Regions from separate parts of the Homo sapiens genome. Here region 2 is linked to region 1. A link is a loop called in an ENCODE intact Hi-C map of the cell type or tissue named here. Cell type or tissue: heart right ventricle. All regions are shown on one strand. Each heading gives the region's core, and the rest is flanking DNA. Links, peaks and the distances in the headings are about the cores only. Region 1 holds the start of LOC105375222 (a long non-coding RNA gene). Region 2 holds the start of ADCYAP1R1 (ADCYAP receptor type I).

Evidence for each region. Hi-C counts contacts between places; a loop is a spot of excess contacts. Peaks named below come from ENCODE experiments on the same cell type or tissue, not always from the same donor. Only the 100,000 strongest peaks of a DNase experiment are listed, where the experiment ranks them.
Region 2: it touches region 1 in a loop (2.3-fold over the local background); 12 of 110 quality-filtered maps call a loop at or near these places.

Annotation. Positions count from the first base shown.
Region 1 is chr7:30,979,160-30,987,486 of GRCh38, reverse strand. GHRHR (growth hormone releasing hormone receptor) reads right to left here. Exons shown (of 13, transcript NM_000823.4): 13 at 7,959-8,327. The coding sequence ends at 8,243. LOC105375222 (a long non-coding RNA gene) reads right to left here and starts at 3,663. Exons shown (of 3, transcript XR_927160.2): 1 at 3,128-3,663. RefSeq lists an enhancer at 2,494-3,019 and a silencer at 3,629-3,788. In heart right ventricle, for the core only: CTCF peaks have their summits at 3,516 and 3,720 (motif pointing left); a DNase peak (open chromatin) is centred at 3,716; H3K27me3 peaks cover 1,532 bases.
Region 2 is chr7:31,048,331-31,056,657 of GRCh38, reverse strand. It overlaps ADCYAP1R1 (ADCYAP receptor type I), which reads right to left and starts at 4,350. Exons shown (of 16, transcript NM_001118.5): 1 at 3,980-4,350. In heart right ventricle, for the core only: no CTCF peak of the experiment used is centred there; a DNase peak (open chromatin) is centred at 4,389; H3K4me3 peaks cover 2,673 bases; H3K27ac peaks cover 367 bases; H3K27me3 peaks cover 4,698 bases.

The DNA.
Region 1 (8,327 bases), core at 328-8,327:
GGGGAGCTGGCCCGCCAGCATGGCCTGGCAACTGTATATTCTTCCCTACTGGCTTGTCCTCCCACCTCTGCCGCAGCTGCTTCCGTCTTCTGCACTCTCAAGACCCACCCGCTCTCCACTCCCACCCCCTGTTGGCGCCCACCCCCAGCAGGCCAGGAACCTCACCTTCATGACGAATGCAGGAGCCAGCAGTTGGCCTCCCTCTCCTGCCCACCCCCAGGCCACACACCCACCTGCCAGCCTCTGGGGCAGAGTCCCCTTTCTCAGCCAAGGCCCCCCACACTGGGTTCAGGACCTGCCTTCTCACTCCTTCTCAACCACCCCGCTCCATGACGTGCCCCCCACTTTTCAGTGACTCCCATATCCACTTCTTAGCATTTTTACAGGCTGTCCTCTTACAACAAAACCAAATGACTCCTCCCGCTCCCTTCTGGCTCCCCCCGCCCTCCCAGAGGAGCCTCGGTAAAGGGTTGTTCTCCTGGGCTGCCCCAGCCGCTCCCTCTCAGCACCCCTGAGCCCAGCCTCCGAGTCCATCCTCCGCCAAATCCGCTCTCGCTGTGAGCTGCGCCTCCAAATCCTCTCACAAAGGCGGCTCAGCAGCACTCGGCCGGCTCAGCAGCCCCTCGCTGGGACAATCTTGGTTGGGGCCCCAGGATCCCACATTCATCCGGTTCTCCTCCCACCTCTCTGAGCACTCCTTCCCCTGCTCCGCCTCCTTTGGGGGCTCCTGCTCCCCCGTGGGATTGTGAATGTGTGGATCCCTCCAGGCTCAGCCCTCAGTCCCCTTCTCATCCTGCTCCTCACTCTCACTGCGGGGTGGCCCCACCTATGCCCTTGGCATCAAACGCCACCAATATACTGGCCACTCATGAACTCCACTTCTGAGCTGGGCCTCGCTCCTCACTCCAGCCCGCTCCTTGGCACCCTGCTGGCTGTCTCAGTGCACCCCAAACCCAATGTGCCCAAACTGAGCTCCTGCTCTTCCCCCAAAAGCTTGCTCCTCTCTGTCTCTCCTCATTCCAGTAGGCTTGTGGGACGCCTCCGTCCGTCTTCTTGCTCTCACACAGTTTCACCCCTGAGTTAGACAGCTTTGGACTTGGTCCTTATCTTTTCCATCACTATCACCCTAGTACGTGTCTCCATTTCCAGCCTCCCTGCTTCCAGCGGAGGTCTCTGCCTGAAATTCAGTCTTCGTATACCAGCCAGAGCGATCATTTAAAACACCTAAGCCTCGTCACATCACACACTTCAGTACCTTTTGGGATGAAACCTTAGCATAGCTTTCCTGACCCTGCGTGATCTGGGTGCCGCCCGCTCTACGCTCCCCTTTTCTCCCTAAGATCCAACCACAGTAGCTAACTTGCATCTCTTCCCACGCCGAGCTCCTTCCCACCTCGGGGCCTTCACACGTGCTGTTTCCTCTACCTGGTTGTTTTTTTTTTTTAATCCACTTCTTTTCCTGGCCAACTCATTCTCATGGTTCCAATCTCAGCTTAGCTGTCACTTCCTCCAGGAAGCCTTTTTATTTTTTACACTTCCGGTCTAGGTTTGGTCATCTAGATATTTGTTCTCCCAACACTTTGCTGTTCTTTCTGCATCCGTCACCGTTACTATGTGATTGCTTGAATGGTGTGCTTGCCTCTTGGTGCCACACATCTGTCATGCTTGTGGCCAGCCAGCATATTCTGAACACCCTTCTTGTGCCTGAGAACCTTGCCACAGTAGGAGGGCCCTCTCCAAGCTAGAGGTCTGAGCTTGCTGTACCAGCCTTCCTTGCAGCTAGTGGGCAGGGTCACTGGACTGTGCCATCAGGGGTAACTCTGTGGGACTTAGATCCAGAAGACAGCAATAAGAGGGAGCTGGTGCCAGGTGGAATCAAATTTTTGGCCAGCGTGGCAGGGAAGGAGTTTGGCTTTTCAGGAGAGCCATGTGGTGGTTCTGGCATTCTGTCCCTGGTGTTGGTGGTGTGAGCAGCTGTGTCCATGACCAAAAGTGGTGAAATGAGGAATTTGCCACAGTAGCCCCCTGGTGTGGGATGGGCACTGCCTCTGGGCCTGAGCTCAGGCCCTCCTAGAGACAGGGGAGCTACCTGATGTCCTTAAACTTGTCATGTTTTTGCTTAACTCAGCCAGAGTGGGTCCTGTTGTCTGCAACAGAGAGCCCTAAATAATGCCTTCTGTATCAGTCAGGATTCTCCAGAGAATAAAACCAACATTTTATATACACACCCCTCACACATACACACACACACACACACACACACACACACACACAGTGTAGAAAGAGCTTTATTGTATGGTATTGACTCATGCAATTATGGAGGCTGAGAAGTCAATCTGCCCTCTGCAAGCCAGAGACCCCAGAGGGCGGGTGGTATATTCGAAGGCCTAAGAACCAGGATCCTGGAGGGCAGAAGATAGATGTTCCAGCTCAACATCCAGGCAGAGAAAGCTCAAGTTCAACCTTCCTCTGCCTTTTTTTTTTTTTTTTTTCTATTCAGAACTTCAAGGGTTGGCTGGTGCCTGCTCACTGGGGAGGGCCATGGCTTTACTCAGTCTGCCAATTCAAATGCTAAGCCCTTCCAGAAACACCGCCACAGACACACCCACAAACAATGACTAATCGGATACCCAGGCATCCTGTGGCCAAGTCATATTGACATGTAAAATTGGCCATTGCCAACCAGACCCTAAGCCCCTTGTGTAGGGGAACATTTGGGGGTTGCTTGTAGCTGTATTTTCAGACTCTAGCAAGGTGCGTGTTCCCCAGATACTCAGTGAACACTCACCACATGGATAAATGTGTGCCCAGCAGACCCAGAGCCCTAGCAGGAATGTCATGAAAGTCCCTGGGGAGAACGAAGCCTGGGCCCGATACCACCCTCCTACCGGAACTTTCCTCCACGTATTGCTCTCTAAACTGAGATCAACCCCATTCCGCTTCCTGCCCAGCAAACGGTAGAAAGGGACCACTGCGCAGCCTGGCCTGGTGGGGCTCTAGGGTCTACACTCCCTGCCTGAGTCCCCTCATCCAGGAAGCCTTCCCTGACTGCTCCTGCCCACACTCACACCCAGTCCTCGGAGCTCCCACATCCCAGAGAGTCTGAGCCCGGCACACCAGTTCTCACCTCTAGGTTCAGGCTCATCCTTGCAGATCTTCCCAACATTCCTGGGGGCTCTCTGGGGACAGAGAATGGGCCCTTCATTTTCCTCTCTCCTCCTCTTTCTCACAGAGGAGCCCGAACATAACAGGAGGGAAGTCCGAGTTTCTTCCTTCTCTTTAGGAAACTCTCCTCTCAGGACCCGCGGGGAGGCTGGCTGGAAGGAGGACACCGGGGTAGTTGGGGGTGAGTCCTGCAGAAAGCCTGGGACCCAGGGAAGCCCCTGTGCTCCGGATCTTGCACGGGCTCTCGTGGTCCCTGATTCTCCTGTCTCTTCAGCTCTCACTCTTCTTAATCCGCTTCTTATTCATCAACACTGGGGTCTGGGGCAGGGGGCGGGGGGCGTGGGGATGTCTTGCTCCTCCACACTCCCGCCATGACCCTCCCTCCCAACCTAGGCTGCCCAGACCAGCAGCCCCTTCTCCACCAGCCCCTTCGGCTCGCTGAGCTCCAGTCAGGCCGCAGGGGTCCTGCGTCCATCTCCAGCGTCAGCTCAGGCAGGCAGCACCGTCGGCCCAGCCAGGGCTCTTGGCTGCAGTTAGACTGCCACCTGGTGGCCAGGATGATCATTGCGCTTCTCAGCCTAGCTCGTTGCTTCCCATCCAGTGTCCCTGGTGAGACGTCCTCAGACATCATCTCCTGAGCAACTCCCCCCACCCCCCCGCTCAGTTGTGGAAGCTGGAGTCCTGAGAGAGGAAGAGCTTGCCAGTCAAAGGATCTGCCCAGGAATCTGCATCGTAGGCCCAGTCTGCGAATCCCTGTCATGGGAGAGACAAGAGAAGTGATAGGAATTTGAGGCTCCAGTTGAAACTAAAAGGGAGCAAGTGGTGAACCTGCAGCCATTGTGAAACCTGTAGGCGAGGGATGGACAGTTCACAGAGTGAGCTGCTTCTGCCACTGCCAATATCATACACTCACTGCTGACACTAATGGCTAACTAACCACCAACTAACATTAACTAACGCTAACCACTCACTGCTAACCAGCCACTAACACTAATCACTAATGAACCACCAACACTAACTAGCCACTAACTACTCACTGCTAACTAACCAGTAACACTAACCACTAAATAACATTAACTAACACTAACAGCTAGCTGCTAAACTAACTGGTAACTAATCACCAACACTAACCACTAACATTAACTAATGCTAACCACTAACTAGCCACTAACTCTACCAACTGCTAACCACTAAAATTAGTCACAACTAGTATTAAAGAGCACTAACCAAGCTAACTAACACTAACTACTATCACCACTATGCTAACACCATTACTAACAGTGCTAACACCAGTTAAAACTCAGAGAAACATATAATGATGCCAGCCAGGCACACTGGCTCACGCCTGTAATTCCAGCACTTGGGAGACCAAGGCAGGAGGATTGCTTGAGCCCCAGAAGTTTGAGACCAGACTGGGCAATATGTACTGAGACCCTGTCTCTACAAAAACATTTTAAAATTAGCCAGTATGGTGGTGCATGCCTGTAGTTTCAGCTACTTGGGAAGGCTGAAGCGGGAGGATCACTTGAGCCCAGAAGGTTGAGGCAGCAGTGAACTGTGATCACTTTACTACACTCCAGCCTGGTCTACAGGTGAGACCCTGTCTCAAAAAATAATAACAATGCAGAAAAACTGTAACACTTATATTGTTTGTGCAAGAATTCTCTAGACCAATTTTCTGGGAGGCAATTTGCCAACAGGTACTAAAAGACTTATCATGTGCATTGCATTGGTTCAAACATTCTTCCACATTAGGATAATTTATTCTGAAGGTCTAGGAGTTTAAGTTTTTGTCTTTTTGAGGTATACATGAAAAAAATGTATGCAAGGAAGTTTATCATCACAATTTTTTTTTTTTTTTTGAGACGGAGTCTCGCTCTGTCGCCCAGGCTGGAGTGCAGTGGTGTGATCTCAGCTCACTGCAAGCTCTGCCTCCCAGGTTCACACCATTCTCCTGCCTCAGCCTCCCGAGTAGCTGGGACTACAGGTGCCCGCCACCATGCCTAGCTAATATTTTTGTAATAAATATTTATTTTTAAAATCGACAGAAACTTTCACGAATAAAATATGTTAAATAACTATTGGCTAAATAAATAATATTATATAGACTTTTCAAATTATGTAGCGGAAAAATTGTCTGCAAATGTTCTCCAGCAAACACTCATTTACTCATTTTTAATAACTGCTTTATTGAGATAGAATTCACGTACCACAACATTCACCATTTTAAAGTGTACAATTCAGTGGTTTTCGTGTATTCTCAGAGTTTGCAACCATCATCACGATCTAATTTTAGAACTTTTCATTACCTCAAACAGAAATAATGGAGCTAATATCCCATCGTATGGATATTCCACATTTTGTTAATTCATTCATAAGTTGATGGATGTTTAGGTTGTTTCTACTTCTTGGCTACTATGAATAATGATGTTATGAATATTCATGTACAAGTTTTGTGTAGACATACATCTTCAATTCCCTTGCCTATATACCTAGGAGTGGATTTTCTGAATAATTCAGTGTTTGACTTTGTGAGCAACTGTGCAACTTTTTACCAAAGCACCTGACAATTCTCTGGTCCCACCAGCAATGCATGAGGGTTCCAATTTCTACACATTCTTGCCAATACTTGTTATTGGCTATTTTGTTTTCCTTTTAGCCATCCTCATGGACATGAAACAATATTGCATTGTGGTTTTGATTTACATTTTCCTAATGACTAATGATATCGAACATCTTTTCAAGTGATTATTGGCCATCTATATATAATGTATATTGTTTTAATGCATACAAATCATATGAAATTTTACAAATATAATCTCAAGCTACTTCCAAAACACAGAAAAAAAATCTTTCTGGAAACATACAAAAGTATCTATGGTGAATGTCTTGGTAATAAGATGATGATTGATTTTTTAAAAAATCCTTCTGTATCTCCTAAATGCCTGCAATGAATATGAATTACTTTTATGATTTGAGACTGAATATGATGGGTTTTCAGACTGGGCCCGCACTTTGACATTTGTCTGACCAGGAAGGTGCCAGGCAGCCGGGCGTCATGGGCAACAATGTGGCCTTGGGCTTCATGTAGCTGTGTCTCCATTCCCTGGAACTCTCACGACTGTAAGGAAGGAGGATGTCCATCTGCTGCGTCCACCAGATACACACTTGTGAGCCAGCACAGGTAAAGGATGCCTACTCCTTCTGTTCCCAGTGCATGAGAAAAGATACCTGGTCCAGGCAGGCCATGGAGGACAAGCTAGATCCTCCGTGCAGAGGAGAGGGCCACCATGCAGGGGATCACAGAGAAGAGAGGCACCCAGGCAAGGACCAGGACAAGGCAAATGGCACCTGGCGATCAGCCCGAGTAGGCCTATTCTCTGTACTGGAATCTCCCTCCACCACTGTCAGTCAATAAATAGGTCCCCACGGACAGAGCCTGGGTCTCCTTCTCCTCCCCGCTGCCAAGAAGGAGGTTGGAAGAGGGACAGACTATGTAGATGTGTTACATTAAGGGAGTCCTCAGTTGGGTGGGGGACAGCAGGCAGTATGCTGGGACCCAGGAGGGCACACAATGGGGACGACGTAAGAGAAAGACCTGGAGTTGAGGCATCTCCACTCCAGAGGAAAATAGGGAAAGAGACTCAAGCAATTTCCAGAAGAAGAAACCCAAAAGGCAAGCGGGTACAGCAAGAGATGTTTACACCCATTAGATATCAGGGAGATGCAAATTAGGACAACAGTGCCATGGCACTTTACACCCATTTGGCTGGTGAACATTACAAAGCTGGGTAATGCCAAGTGTTGGTGGGGCTGTGGGACTTAGGGACCTCAAGAGCTGCTAGTGGGAGTGCAGAACTGAAGCATGCAATCTGGCACCTCCGAATCACATCAACAGGTGGCATAACGGATGCCCAGCACTGCTCCTCCTGGGTGTGAGTCCCGGACAGAGGCTCACTCTCACAGATCCTGGAGGGGACCGGCATGTGCATGTTCACTAGAGTGCAGGGGAGACAGGACAGGACAGTAACACGTGGGTGATGACTCTACACAGCACCACATACAGCCAAAACGACAGACCAGATGTATGCAGGGAAACACGGGAGCATCTCTCTCTCTTTTTTTTTTTTTTTTTTAAGACAGAGTTTCGCTCTTGTCGCCCGGGCTAGAATGCAGGGGCGTGATCTCGGCTCACTGCAACCTCCGTCTCCCGGGTTCAAGCAATTCTCCTGCCTCAGCCTACCAAGTAGCTGGGACTACAGGCACCTACCACCACACCCAGCTAATTTTTTGCATTTTTAGTAGAGACAGCGTTTCGCTATGTTGGCCAGGCTGGTCTCGAACTCCTGACCTCAGGTGATCTGCCTTCCTCAGCCTCCCAAAGTGCTGGGATTACAGGCATGAGCCACCGCGTCCACCCCGGGAGCATCTCTTAAAAGCACAGTGCTGAGGGGGAAACGTTAGAAGCAGGATGAGGCATATGACCAACAGCATTTATGTAAATTAAAGTACAGACACACAAAACACCACGTATTTTGCAAGACACACAGAAACACAAGTATTCACATTAAGCATGCTCTCTTTGCCTGTGAGAGGAGGCGAATGGGAGTGGTGAAGGCAAAAGAGAGTACATTTTAAGAATAAATAAAACAAGAGGCCCCTTGCACAGATAAATAATCATAATGTAGCATGAACTGAGGAATGATGAACGCAACTCAGCACCAGACGTCTAAATAAAGAACGCAGGTGCGCTCCCCTTTAAAGGCCCATTTACTCACTCAAACATGCGTCTATTCATTTACAGGTTTATTGGCTCCTCTGAGCCTTGGGCTAGAGCCCCAGGCCCCAGTAAGAGGAATGGATGAGAGCAGACACAGAGGGACCACAGAAGTCAGAGGTAGACATACAGGGACCTCAAAAGAGAGTCAGATGCAGAGACAGGGAGGAAGGGCTGCACCTGCCCCGGGCTGGGTAACAGCTGGGGTGGGGATGTGGCCCCCTTGCTCCTCCAGAGCATGGCAGACCCGTGGTAGCTGCCCAAATTCAAGTGTGGACTCCAGTGGCGTGATGAGGCAGCCTAGCACATAGATGTCAGCACCTTTGCCGCCGAGCGGGAAGGCGTGGTCCACTTAGCACGGGTCCTCCAGGCTGGCAGAAGCTCA
Region 2 (8,327 bases), core at 255-8,254, 69 kb before region 1:
CCGGATCTAGGGTAGAGGTGATGGGGGACTAAGCTGAGCAGGAAGGCGGTTGGGATGGAAAGTGGGGGACAGAATCCAGAGACACGGAAAAATGAGAGAGGTGTGTCTCCTTGGCCCACCCCCACCACAGGTGGCAGGAAGGAAATTTCAGGAGGAGGCAGTAGAGAAAGGAAGAAACAGAAGGCAGGACCTGGTTCACTACACAAGTCCACAGGCCTTAGATCAGCAGCTGGGAAGTTCAGAGGTGCCTAGGAAGGATATATATATGTTTGTCTCAGCCAACCCTCTGCAGTGCCCATCGATCAGGAGGGAGAAAGATGAGGGCAGCTAAGGCAATGCATGGAGTCTGCGGAGAGCTGGGATGAGAGTGTCCAGCCATCCTCCAAGGCCAACTCAAACCCCCACCACCACCTCCAGGAAGCCCACTCAGGCAGCACCCGCCCTTTATGACCTTGCCCTCCACTGAGAAGCCCTAGCCCTGAGATAAGGAGCCCCTCTCCTTGGAGCTGTTTCAGGTCTCATCATGTTCATTGTGAGTTTCGAGTCTTGTCTAGAAACAAGGGGCATGCCCAGGTTTCCGTGTGGCTTCCCCACCCATGAGGATGGGCACAGACTTGGACACAAAGGGTGAATGGTGAAGGGGGCTCAGGAACTGTTTGGCAAGCTCAAGTGACAGCAGTCAGTTTTTCAGTCCTGAATGTTGTCTCCAGGTGTCTTTAGAGTGGGGGAATCAATCACAGGGACAAAGCAGAGGCCAATCTGGGGGAGGGTGCTGAGGCCAGGCAGGGACCCTCTCCTAGGCCTGACCCATTAAACAGATGGGCACTCTGAGCTCCACGTAGAATGGAGCGAAGCATCCTAGGTACCATCAGGCATCTGCAGCTATCAGAGCTAAGCCCCTCCCTTTGTCAACCTCTCTGACCATTTATTTATCTTTCCTAACCTTACATCGCAGGAGCTGGCAACCCCTTCCAGCCAGTCAGATCCAGCCTGTAGCCTATTTTTGTACGGCCAGTGAGCCAGGAATGCTTTTTACATTTCTAAATGGTTGGAAAGAATTAAAAGAATCATATTTCACGACACAGGCAAAATGTATGAAATTCAAATTTCAGTGTCCATAAATAAAATGTATCAGAACAGAGCCATGCTCACTTGTTTACATATCATCTAAGGCTGCAGTAGGCTACACAGTGGAATTAAGTAGTTGTATATGGACACAAGCGTAAAATAATTGCTATCTGGCACTTTACAGAAAAAGGTTGCCTACCCTTGTTCTAGGCTTATGCAACACGCGCGTGCACACACACACACACACACACACACACACACTTTCCTCCATTCAATTCAATACTCAGCTGGACTTTTATTAATGAAGACCTTTGTGATCTTTGGGCAAATATCTCTGAGTCCCCGGGTGTGCCCAGATCTGTGTGAGAGGGTGTGTCTCAACGTCCATTTGTCTTTCTGGTGTTGCTTGTCACTATTGTGCCCCAGCTCTCTGGCAGGTGTCATAGAAAGCCTATATGCCGTCCCAGCTGTGTGTCATTCCCTCTCTGTGTGTCACTGTGGGGGTGGCTGTCACCATTTGCCTCTGACGGCATCCAGAGCTCGGTACAAACACGTCGCAGCTGAGGAGTTTCCAGTCTCCATCTTGCCAGGCGGCTGGACCACTAAGCCCAACTCATTCAGACCCTGGAATCAGATTCCTCTCCTCAGGGAAGGCTGAGGGTCTCTGAGGCCTCTAGGCCTTCCAGGGTGGAAAGCCACTTGGCAGCTCCTGTCTGGGGCATCATCCCTCTGCTCACAAACCTGCCCAGGACAGGAAACTCATTGTCACCTCCAGTGTCAGCCCCATGGTGGGTGGGTCTCAGGCAAGCAAGGCCTTCCTGGCACCGAGCTAAGCTCCGGCTCTGCACTTGGCACACCTTGGTTCTGCCCTGTGGCAGACAGCACAAGATGTCCTCCACTTAATCAGTGCCAGCCCCAGGTCAATGAAATGCTTGTCCCTGGGAGGGCGGCAACCTGGGACACTCCAGCTTAAGCCCTGTCCCCAAGAGAAAAGCCACCCTGTGGCCTTAGCTTTCCTAGCCTCTCAGCCACATATACTATAAACTCCCATGTGTGTATTTATTTATTCGACACAAATTGAGGGAGTGTCCCAAAGTTGACGCACAACAGAGAGAGGTGGCCATGTGAAAAGCCATGGGTCCCAAAGTGTTTCTCCAATCAATCCCCTGCCAGCCTGAACCTTATACAAAACAGGACTTAATGCACCCCTTAGCTTAGATCAGTCCCGAGAGTGCAGGAGAGGGATCCTTTCAGAGGCTCCCCACAGACACCTCCCCTCACCACACATGGGGACAAACAGACTTTTGGGGGTCTTGTCCCAGACACCCAACCACCCATGAACCACCCATGGCCAAAGAGGAAAAGTATCAGGCCCGCCTCCATCGTCACCCCACACACACTTGTTGATGGATCAGTTGGAAGAGCTGGCCCAGGGCCTGCTCAGCGTGTTCCACCTCCAATCTGTATGTTCAGATTTCGGCTTGTGTCCAAGCTGGTGCCTCTGCCTGCCCTCCCCAAGGTCAGTGAGGAGCAGAACTTAGCTTAGGACTGGGGACTCCACCAGTGCTACTTGTACCCAGCACCAAACTCATTTAATTGGGGTCTCCTGAGAAAACCTGGGTGCTGCCTGCTGCCCCTGCCCCCAAAGGCTCAAACATAGTTTTCCATCTGCTTGGGAATCCTACCGCCACTCAAAGCTTCTAGCTTGACCTTCAGGATGCTTGTCTGCCTCTGGCCAGCTGCAGTCCCAGGGCAAGTTGCCCTCCACATGCTGCGTCCAGCCCCTTCCCATCCCCCAACTCCTCCCCAGGGCCGCTCATGGGAAGAGCCAAATGCTGTGTCTTGGAGAGGGCCAGGGGGGCTTTGCGGGACATTGTAAGGCTGGGGAAGATAAAGGGAGTCTGACGCACCTGCACTCAAAAACATAAAAATGGTCGGAAGAATTAGCAGGTGTCCACCACCCCACCCCCATCTTCCAAAAAGGGGCTGAGCTCCATCCAGGGGTGAGGCTCCCCTCCTCAGCTCCACGTGAAATGCAATCGGCTTCCGGCTGGGTTCCCTCCTGAGGGTCTAGTTGCATCCATCGGCTCCCCTGTCCCTTCTGAGCCCCCTAACCTGCCAAGGTCCCGCCGAGGATGTGGCCTCCGCCCCCCGCAGCCGCCGCAGGAGCTTCTGCCTCTAAAGCGGCAGGCAGGGGTCTCAGCGGGCCCACTTCAACCTGGGAAGGCCGGTGCGTTTCCCCACAGACCCCGCAGGGCGTTTCTTCTGGGGACCACTGAAGCCCTGGCATCCCCAACCCCAGCCCCTCCGCGCCACGGGAAACGAAGACGACACTCTTTTGAACAATCCCGGATGTGTCACCACAGAGGGGCATTCTACACTGGCCCCTACCCCAACCCCCACCTAGCACATTGCTTGCCCACCCCTCAAACCCCGTGCGGATTGCGGTACCTAGCCCCGGGGGACCCTCCAGCCCTGCCTTCCCGATCCGCGTAGGTGCGTCCGTCCACCTAAGGGTAGGGAGGCATGTCCCTCCGGGTCCCTCCGGCCGCATGGCTTGCCTGCCCCCCTGGTCTCCCTTCTCCGCATCAGGAGGGGCGTGAGATAGCTAGGTCGACCCCCACCCCGGCAGTCTGCGGCGATCGGCCGCCCCGAGCGCAGCGCCAGACACTTGGGTTGGGGGGTGTCAGCCTGACGCGCAGGAAGGGCGCAGCGGCGGGAGGGGGCTTCATTTCAGATCTGGGAGGCTTGCCTGGCGCCGGCCCTCGCCCGCTCTCCGTCGGTGGAGGTCGCGGCTGGCGGAGACCGCCAAGCCAGAGGAGGGGATCCGAGGTCCCGGCTGGGCGAAGGTTCTGGAGGGGGAGAAGACGGCCGAGGCGTGGAGGGGCAGCCGCGGCGGGGCGACCCTTACCTGCTCACTGCGGGGCCTGTCCGTGGGGCCGGGGCAGACTCCGCAAAGGACGCGCAGCCTGCAAGTCCGCGGCCCGCGCGGCGCGGGGATGGGGAGCGTGTGCGCCGAGGAGCGCGCGCCGAGCCGGGTCTCCGCGCCTGTGTGGCCGGCTGGCGGCCGGGGTCCGTGTGTCCCTGCGCGGCGGCGTGTGCGTGTGCGCACGCGGGGACCACGCTCGCCCGGAGCCGCCGCCGCCGCCGTCACTCCCTGCCCGGGGCCGAGCGCAGCGCCCCCTTTGCCCGCCCCGCGCGGCGCGGCAGTCCAGCTTGGCTCCGTCCTGCGGGAGAGGCGCCGCCTCCGCCGCGAAGCCAGGCTGGGCGCTGGAGGGAGGCGACCGACCACCGCCTCCCCCTGCTCACTTCACAGGCTGGGGAGGGGGTGCTGCAGGCCAATGAGCGCCCGGGGGCGGGGTTAGATCGAGGGCGGTGCGGTGGGGGGCGCGGTGGGGGGCGCCGGGCTGCTCAACCCGACCCCACCCGCAGCACAGACTGGAGCAGGAGCTGCGGCGGGAAATCCCAGCGGCGGGGGTCGGGGGCGCTGAGGTGGAGCCCTCAGCCCCCTGTCATCCCCGTCTCCTCTGACTCTGGGCCTCCTGGGCTCACCACCCTCTTTCCAGTCTCTCCATCATAGCCAGGACTAGAAAGCCTTCTTTCTTCTCCCTAGGTCCTCAAGATTTCCTGTGTATCAGAGCCTGTCTTCCCTCTCCTCCAAGAAGCCTTCCTTACCAGGCAAGTCTCAGACCCTCCTTGGGCTCTTCTTTGCCCCTACCGCCCAGGCCTGGGAGGGTCAGCTAGTTTTGGGGTGCCTGTCGGGATGTCCTCCAATGTGACCCCCCCGCCCCCGGAGAAAGACCAGGAAGGGGATGGTGGTGCTTACAGGACAGAGGCAACTTAAAATATCAGACTGCCTGGCTCCAGTCCCTGCTGTGCCACAGCTCTGTGAGCTTGGGTAAGTGGCTCAGCCTCTCTGAGCTTCAGCTTCTTCATCTGCACAAGGGAACAATAGTACCGGCCCCCAGGTCTCTTCACAGCAGCATTAAATAAAAATGGTACACTCACCCCATAGTAGTTTCTCCCTGGTATCATTGATTCGCCGATGCTGAATAAATTACTATTGCTACTGTTATTACAGTCCTGTCCAACCTCCTCCTAGTGCAAATGGCTTAATAAGGAGAACTACACAGGTAAAGGTGGCCTAGCGGGTTGGCAGCGAAGCCCAAACTTAACTGAGAGTAGTTAGTTACCCACTCCCAGGCAAGTTCTCACCCTCTGCCCACCCCACCCAGCCCCCATCCCACAGCTGCTCCTGCCTGCCTCTGCTCTCGGTTTTTGGTCCCTGCCTCAGGCGTCAGTCTCTGAGAGCTCTCAGTTCTGCAGCCAGGCTCTGTTCTTGCCCATTCAAGTAAATTCTCGCTCAGCTTCCCTTTGGGTCCAAGTTCTAGGTATGGCCACCTTGTCCAGGAGGCCTCAAGAAGGGGGAAGGAGGAGGGAGAGCCTTGAGCCTTCCTTTGGGGTCGCCAGTCTACCAAAGAGGAAAGGACCTGTGGATGGAGAGGAATCCATATGGAAACTTGAAAGAAGCAATCTGAGGGCCCAGAAAGACGCGTGGAGGTTCCTAGGTCCATGTTTCTCTTTACTGACCAATGACCGCTGACCCCCATTGACACAACACACTGGTAGTCTGATTGGTTCATGTTCCTTTCAGTCCAGGAGAGCTTCCTGGTGGAGGAGAATATCAGTCTTATCTATATCAAGAAAGAATGAAGAGAAAGGAGAGAAGAAATAATGGAGAGAAAAGGGCCAGGTGCTGTGCTAAAATCAGACACAGACAGGACCTCCCTTTAATCCTGGCTAACCCCTTCTTAGCTTGTTGCCCTAACCCCTGAGAGCTGAGAGCCGCTTTCTTCATCTGCCTCCAACTCTGGTGTTGTGAAGATCAAATGAGATGATGTGTATAAAAACTCTCTATAAACTGTGAAACTAAGTGTGAGGGAAAGGAGGCTGCCAGGAGTCTCAGAGTCAAGAGGGACTCAGAGTGCAGGACGTAGAGGGCCTGGGAGTGAGAGGAAGGGTGAAGATCAAGGTCATCTATGGCAGACCAGCCCATCCTGGGAATGTGGATGGCCAGGCTTCCAGATAGAGGCCCCCCTACTTTGAAGTTCAGCACTCAGTTCCAGATTTATTCTCTTTCCGTACTCTTGGTTCTCCAGTTTCCACTGCGGGTTCCAGATCCCCTGGAAGGGGCCAGTGGGGCTGGAAATCCAGATCCTGCTCTACCCACTGCCCACCAAACCAGGCATGCCCCCATCTACCCAAAAAGGGCAGTTTTTTCTAGTGGATTCACCTGGAGGCGGCACCTCTCTAACTGTCTTAAAGATGCCGTGTAGGCTAGCAGCCCTCGTAGATTTCGATTCTAATTCCAGCCCCCCGAGTAGCATCAGCCTGGGTGAGGCATGGAACACACATTAGAGCTGGGATCCAGGAGGGTTGTCTAGTCTCCTTCTCTATGGGTGGGGTACCTTAGCCCAGAGGGGCAACAAGACTAGCCCAAGGACACACAGGCAACTTTCTTATCAGAAATCTTATCCTGCTGCCCAACTTAGTGTTGTTCTACCTTGTGAGCTCTTCCCACCCCCTTAATTCTGGAAGCCACTCAGGCTTTCACGTCCTGCGCTGTTCTCCGCCTGTCACAGGCATGCCACTGTGGTCTCTCCAAATAATCTTGGAAGAGGAGCTATGCCAATTCTGTTCCCTGAGATTAGGCCTCCCCAGGGACAGGCCCCTCTTCTCTGCCTCCCCACCCATTCACCCAAAAAATCAACTTCACCTCCAGATCTAGCTCTGACCTTGTAAGCCAGCCAGCCTACCACTCCCACCCTACCCCTACGTGCCTGGCTTTGGGAAGACCTGAGGCCAAGGGACCACCCCTGGGAAGGGTCTTCTCTCAGAGGACCCCTTGGGCTGCCTTCTGTCTCCTAGGGAAGGAGGCTGGGGGCCCCCCTCACCAGCTTTTCCCTGCCTTGAGGTGCTCACTGCCTCACTCCCTTCCACAAGCCAGCCAGCCAGGCGGGCAGCAGCTGAAAAATATGGGTTTTAATTCAATTTTCTGAGACGTGGCTGAGGGAGATGGATGCCAGGCCACCCTACCCAGCATTCATCTTTCCTAAGCAACAGTTTCCTCCCTGACTACAGGGCTCCCACCCCAGCCCACCCCACTCTACCCCACCCCACTCCAGCTTTTACGCTGCTCAGGCAAGAACAGCACACACAAGGACCCAGGTGCTTTATTGTAGACAGCTGACATCGACCGAATGCTCACCATGTCTTGCACCAGTGCTTGTCAACCCTCCGGGCGCTACAGAATCCCCCCGGGGAGCTTTTAAAAAATACCTACACCCAGGCCTCACCACCCAAGATAATTAGACAATTGGTCCATGGTGAGGCCTGGGCAAGAGAATGTTTTACAACTCCCCAGGGGATGCTAATGTGCAGCCATGGTTAGGCACCCCTGTCGTCAGCCCTTTGCTAATACTTTGCGGGCAAGCATCCCAAGATAGCATGCTCGTATGTCCAGAACAGGTTAGAAGTGTGCTGAGTTGCTGGTCCCTCAGCCTCCTGGGCAGCCATAAGCAGCCTTTTCCACTTTCCTCAGGAGACATATAAATGTTTTCATTTTCCACAGGCACCAGGGTATGGAAAGGCTGGGAAGTAACTGCCTTTTGTGCATTGGCCCATTTAATCCCTGTTTGGGGAATGGTGTGAGCCTTGAATGCCAGACTGTGAAATAGCGTTTCTGTCTATGGGAAAGCTTCATTCAGAATGCCCTCCGGTCTGCTACATCTGCACTGGGGTCAGATGGCCAGAGAGACTCTGAGAAGCCCCAGGTGCCTCAGAGAGTGCTCCCTGGAAGGCCTGGAAGCATCAGCATCAGAATAGAGCAAGCAACAGAGAGGCCTTGGAAAGCTCAGCCCCCCTAAGCTGGGTAAGCCATGCCCATTGCCCCACTAAGGCCCTTTGTCCCTGAACGCACAGGCTCCAGAGACATTCCAGTGGCAGGGCTGAGTTCCCTGGGAGAACACCCACCCCAGAAGCAGGCCCTAGAAGGTCAAGTGCACTCCTTTCCCCTGATGTCTCATAGAGGAGCCAGGAGGTAGCATCCTCATCAGATGAACCAATGCCATCTAGAACCTTTTCAGTCACCCCATGGACCCTGGTCCCCAGGACGCTTGGAATCCTCTGAGAAACCAAGGGAATGAAGGTTAGGTTGCTTAGATCCATGATTTTCAAACTGTATTCCAAGAGCTCTAGAA